Regions from separate parts of the Homo sapiens genome. Here region 1 is linked to region 2. Evidence: chromatin loops called from intact Hi-C (ENCODE). Cell type or tissue: natural killer cell. All regions are shown on one strand. Links, peaks and the distances in the headings refer to the core of each region. The heading gives the core; the rest is flanking DNA. Region 1 has its middle 34 kb from the start of HAVCR1. Region 2 overlaps ITK (IL2 inducible T cell kinase).

What was found. A loop is a pair of places that touch in the nucleus more often than their neighbours do. Peaks named below come from ENCODE experiments on the same cell type or tissue, not always from the same donor. Only the 100,000 strongest peaks of a DNase experiment are listed, where the experiment ranks them.
Region 1: it touches region 2 in a loop (4-fold over the local background); 3 of 110 quality-filtered maps call a loop at or near these places.

What each region holds. Positions count from the first base shown.
Region 1 is chr5:157,024,037-157,026,955 of GRCh38, forward strand. No RefSeq gene overlaps it. Among named protein-coding and RNA genes, the nearest start is that of HAVCR1, 34 kb to the right of the region's middle. In natural killer cell, for the core only: no CTCF peak of the experiment used is centred there; a DNase peak (open chromatin) is centred at 1,475; H3K27ac peaks cover 2,263 bases.
Region 2 is chr5:157,252,187-157,255,105 of GRCh38, forward strand. It overlaps ITK (IL2 inducible T cell kinase), which reads left to right. Exons shown (of 17, transcript NM_005546.4): 17 at 421-2,919. The coding sequence ends at 492. Among named protein-coding and RNA genes, the nearest start is that of CYFIP2, 12 kb to the right of the region's middle. RefSeq lists enhancers at 800-859, 1,250-1,299. In natural killer cell, for the core only: CTCF peaks have their summits at 1,443 (motif pointing right) and 1,647; DNase peaks (open chromatin) are centred at 735, 1,115 and 1,445; H3K27ac peaks cover 2,500 bases.

The DNA.
Region 1 (2,919 bases), core at 297-2,796, 230 kb before region 2:
AGGCTGAGGCAGGAGAATGGCTTGAACCCAGGAGGCGGAGGTTGCAGTGAGCCGAGATTGAGCCATTGCACTCCAGCCTGGGCGACAAGAGCAAAACTCCGTCTCAAAAAGTAACTAAATAAACAAAAGTGGCAGTGCAATACCCAAAGTCCCCTGCAAGAAAGACTTTGGGTTCATTTCCTGAGATTTACATCTGAAATAAGTAGAAGTAAAGGATGATCGTATGCTCTTATTTCCACATGTTCTTTCATGAAGTCTGAATGCTTTTATTGAAATGTAAAATATTTTATAGCAGCTTGTATTCTGTCATTTAAACAAACAAAAATTCTCAGGTCACATCTGTATTGCTAAACCAGAATGTCTAGAAATAGGGCCAAGAAATGTGTATTTTAACAAGCTCCCAGCTGATTTTGATCTATTGACTCTCCGACTTCAGGCATCTACATAACCTTTGCCGTATTCACATTGCTTTTTTGCTATTACTCACTCAAGTTATTTTAGATTAATTAACTTTAACATTTTATTCATCCTAATCAATACCCATTAAATCATGGGTTTGATGCATCTTAAAAAATATACATCAAAAAACTATTTTAAAAATCCATTTGTGGACTGGATAAAATCAGCTCCTGTACCACCCCACTACTGCCTCCCAAAGCAGCAATTTTGGGCCCAAACCAATTAGAGCCAAACGTTGGTGCCAGTTCCCTCTTTTTTCACAACCCCTCTTGCAAGGCCTGGGGGTGTCTCACAGCCCTGTGGAAAGCCCCTTGCTGCCAAGAGGTTCCCTTCTCCCCCTCTTTTTCCCCTGCCTATATCCTTCTGTCCTCCCAACAAACCTGACTCTCGAGCTATACCTGACTTAGAATAGTGTCACTGAAGCATGTTAGTGAATGTTAACATAGAATTTGGTGATGGGTAGCAGGTTTAGCTTTTAATATGCAAAAGTGGTTTTCTAAGATTGGGACTCTTTTCCAAACAGACATCTTCATAGAGCCCTTTTCCTTTCTTTTTTAAATTTTTAATAAGATGGAGGCTCACTTTGTTGCCCAGGCTGGCCTTGAACTCCTGGGCTCAAGTGATCCTCCAGCCTTGGCCCCCTAAAGTGCTGGGATTACAGGTGTGAGCCACTGTGCCTGGCCTGTAGATTCCTTTTCATCCAGCACCTGGCCAGACCCCTTGCACATCTCTTCAGCCTTGCTTCTCTTCATCTCTCCTCACTCACTAGTTTTTTACTCATTGGAACACAACATCCTCTCTTTTAATACACAAGCTTCCTGCTGCCCCACAGCCTTTGCATTTGTTTTCCTTCCACTAGATTTTCATGTGGCTGCCACCTACACATTTTTCTTGGTTTCAACTTAAATGTCACCTCTTTCCTAGAAGCAGCCGCTGACCAACCAGCTAAAGCTACACCACTTCCTACCCCCCAACAAACACCCTCTACCTCAGTGGTTCTCAACTGTGCCCGCAGGGACATTGTCAGTTGTCACCACTGGAGGATGTGACTGGCATCTAGTGGGTGGAGGCCAGGGATGACGCCAAACACCTTACAATGCACAGGACAGCCCCCTACAACAGAGATTTCTGTCCCCAAATGCCATAGTTGAGAAGCCAGTCTCTATCACAAGATTCTTTCTCTTAGTAATAATCAGTATCAGAAGTGATAGGTTTTGTATTTCTTCCCTACTAAGCTCCTTAGAACCTGGAGTTCAGGGTTGTTTCCTGAAGAGCACCTGACACCTGTGTGACTTGCCACAAATTTGATCCACTTTGACTAGAGCTCACAGCAAGTTGAAGATGGCTGACCCAAACTAAATGATGAGCCAGAGAAAATATCGAGTCGGTTTTCAAATTTGTTCCATTGCTGTTTTGTTAAAACAAAGCTGTTTTGTTTTCAAGAGACAAACAAAAAAAAACTTTTATTAATGAGTATGCATATAAATAAACCTAGACAACCACGAAGAGTCCCTCACAGTTTCATGTATTCACAGAATTATTTCATCTTTAAAGCCATCAGTGAACAATTAGTTCTGCTACTTGTTAAAGTTGTGCAAAATTTCTCAATTTAAACATACAGTCTTAATTATACCACTGTTCTAATGTCCCAAGACTGATTGGAGGTAATGGAATCTCAACAATATCTTAAATAGTAATTTAAAAAATTCATTGCGATCTACAAGACTAATATATCTAAAGGAAAATAATTCATATTCACTAAATTCCTCCCCTTTCTTCCTTCTTACCTATTCTCCCTTTCACTTGACAATTTTTTTCTACAGTATATGATGATGGCCAAATTACCCAATATCAACTGTTTCAAAAAAGAAATGTTATTTTAAAAGATACCATACAGCAAGAGACTTATAGGTGTAACACCATTGAAATTATTTGCTAAGCCCTGGCCAGGCACGGTGGCTCACACCTGCAATTCCAATACTTTGGGAGGCTGAGCAGGCAGATCACTTGACATCAGGAGTTCAAGACCACCCTGGCCAATATGGTGGAACCCTGTCTCTACTAAAAATACAAAAATTAAGTGGACATGGTGGCTATCCCAGCTACTCAGGTGGCTGAGGCAGGAGAATTGCTTGAGCCCGAGAGGCAGAGGTTGCAGTGAGCCAAGATTCTGCCACTACACTCTAGCCTGGATGACAGAGCCAGACTCTGTCTCAAAAGAAAAAAAAAATTATTTACCAAGCTGTGTTTTCGTAGTGTTTTTTAATTCTCCAAACTGCTTCAGTATCTGTAGTGTTTTTTACATTTCAAAGACTTCTCACATGTAACATTTCATTGGAATTAGCACTGTACATCATAGTTGATATGGAAATTATTACATCTACAGATGAAGAAAATGTAGACGTAAAGAACCATTTGCTCTAATGTCATCCAGTGTAACTGCTAAGAGTTAGGATTAGA
Region 2 (2,919 bases), core at 330-2,829:
ATTTAGATCATGTAGATATTTTCTGAGATTTATACCCAGATATTTCATTTTTTGGTGTTCTTTAGCATTAATTTCTTGATATATTTTTATATGTGATTTATTGAATTCTCAAAACAATTTCATGAGGTAGATACTATTATTATCTCCATTTTACAAATGACAAAACTGAGGTTCAAAGAGGTTAAATAACCTGCTGAATGTCACACAGCTAATTAGTGGTAAAACTGAGATTAAACACTAGTCCCTTGGATTCCAGAATACCTGCTGTTAACAACTAGGACAATGTATATGGAATACAGTCAACATGGAAGCACATACAAAAATCCACAGGGGATGCTGCTATTAAATTCTGGTTTGTTTTGGATTTACCTATGACGCATAAGTACAAGGAACTTACAGAGTTCTTTTTTCCCTCTCCAGAGACCAGAAGATCGGCCAGCCTTCTCCAGACTGCTGCGTCAACTGGCTGAAATTGCAGAATCAGGACTTTAGTAGAGACTGAGTACCAGGCCACGGGCTGCAGATCCTGAATGGAGGAAGGATATGTCCTCATTCCATAGAGCATTAGAAGCTGCCACCAGCCCAGGACCCTCCAGAGGCAGCCTGGCCTGTGGCATCAGTCCCTGAGTCACCATGGAAGCAGCATCCTGACCACAGCTGGCAGTCAAGCCACAGCTGGAGGGTCAGCCACCAAGCTGGGAGCTGAGCCAGAACAGGAGTGATGTCTCTGCCCTTCCTCTAGCCTCTTGTCACATGTGGTGCACAAACCTCAACCTGACAGCTTTCAGACAGCATTCTTGCACTTCTTAGCAACAGAGAGAGACATGAGTAAGACCCAGATTGCTATTTTTATTGTTATTTTTAACATGAATCTAAAGTTTATGGTTCCAGGGACTTTTTATTTGACCCAACAACACAGTATCCCAGGATATGGAGGCAAGGGGAACAAAGAGCATGAGTCTTTTTCCAAGAAAACTGGTGAGTTAAGTAAGATTAGAGTGAGTGTGCTCTGTTGCTGTGATGCTGTCAGCCACAGCTTCCTGCCGTAGAGAATGATAGAGCAGCTGCTCACACAGGAGGCCGGATATTCTGAGAAGCAGCTTTATGAGGTTTTACAGAGTATGCTGCTACCTCTCTCCTTGAAGGGAGCATGGCGAGACCCATTGGATGGATTGGGGTGAACAGTTCAGGTCCCATGCTTGGAGCATTGGGTATCTGATGTCTGCACCAGAACAAGAGAACCTCTGACGGTGGAGAACCATGTGGTGCAAGAAGAGATCTTAGGTCTCTTCTTTTATACCAAGCTCATCTTTTATACCAAGCTGTGCAGGTGACTATGCCTCCTCTTCTGCACAGAATGCTTCCACCAGCATCCTGAGAAGAAATGATTACTTCTGAAAAACATCCTTTTTTCCAGCCTCTGGGAATCAGCCCCCCCTCTCTGCACTATCCGATCCTCATCAACAGAGGGCAGCATTGTGTTGGTCAATGTTCCCTTGGCGAGCAATTGAAACTTGTTTAGGCCCTAGGGTTGAGCAATTTTAAGGTTGAGACTCCAAGTCTCCTAAAATTCTAGGAGAGAAATAAAGAGTCTGTTTTTGCTCAAACCATCAGGATGGAAACAGTCAGGCACTGACTGGGGTGCTTCCAAGAGGCATGAGAGTGCCTACTCTGGCTTGAGCACTTCTATATGCAAGGTGAATATGTACTGAGCTAGGAGACTTCCCTGCAAAATCTCTGTTCACCCTGGGTTCACATCCCCATGAGGTAATATTATTATTCCCATTTTACAAATAATGTAACTGAGGCTTTAAAAAGCCAAGACATCTGCCCAAAGTGATGGAACTAGAAAGTCTAGAGCTGGTATTCTAGCCCAAATCTGTCTGACCGCAATACACAGATTCTTTATTCCTATTCGACACTGGCTTCTACTGAAAATGAAACGGATTGCAGAGGGAATAAATACAAAGATGGAAAGCCAGTAAAGAAGTCAGTATAGAACCACTAGCGAATAGTGTTGCTCTGGCACAGACCACTGTGGTTGATGGCATGGCCCTCCAACTTGGAATAGGATTTTCCTTTTCCTATTCTGTATCCTTACCTTGGTCATGTTAATGACTTTGGAGTTATTCAGTTAATGACCCTTTAATTCTCACAACCAACCAGTCATGTTGCTTGAAGCCATTTATAGACGAGCTTCAAAGCAACTTTAAAAGATTCTTCTGTAGAAGTATGAGTTCTTCCTTTAATTATCATTCCAACTTTCAGCTGTAGTCTTCTTGAACACTTCATGAGGAGGGACATTCCCTGATATAAGAGAGGATGGTGTTGCAATTGGCTCTTTCTAAATCATGTGACGTTTTGACTGGCTTGAGATTCAGATGCATAATTTTTAATTATAATTATTGTGAAGTGGAGAGCCTCAAGATAAAACTCTGTCATTCAGAAGATGATTTTACTCAGCTTATCCAAAATTATCTCTGTTTACTTTTTAGAATTTTGTACATTATCTTTTGGGATCCTTAATTAGAGATGATTTCTGGAACATTCAGTCTAGAAAGAAAACATTGGAATTGACTGATCTCTGTGGTTTGGTTTAGAAAATTCCCCTGTGCATGGTATTACCTTTTTCAAGCTCAGATTCATCTAATCCTCAACTGTACATGTGTACATTCTTCACCTCCTGGTGCCCTATCCCGCAAAATGGGCTTCCTGCCTGGTTTTTCTCTTCTCACATTTTTTAAATGGTCCCCTGTGTTTGTAGAGAACTCCCTTATACAGAGTTTTGGTTCTAGTTTTATTTCGTAGATTTTGCATTTTGTACCTTTTGAGACTATGTATTTATATTTGGATCAGATGCATATTTATTAATGTACAGTCACTGCTAGTGTTCAAAATAAAAATGTTACAAATACCTGT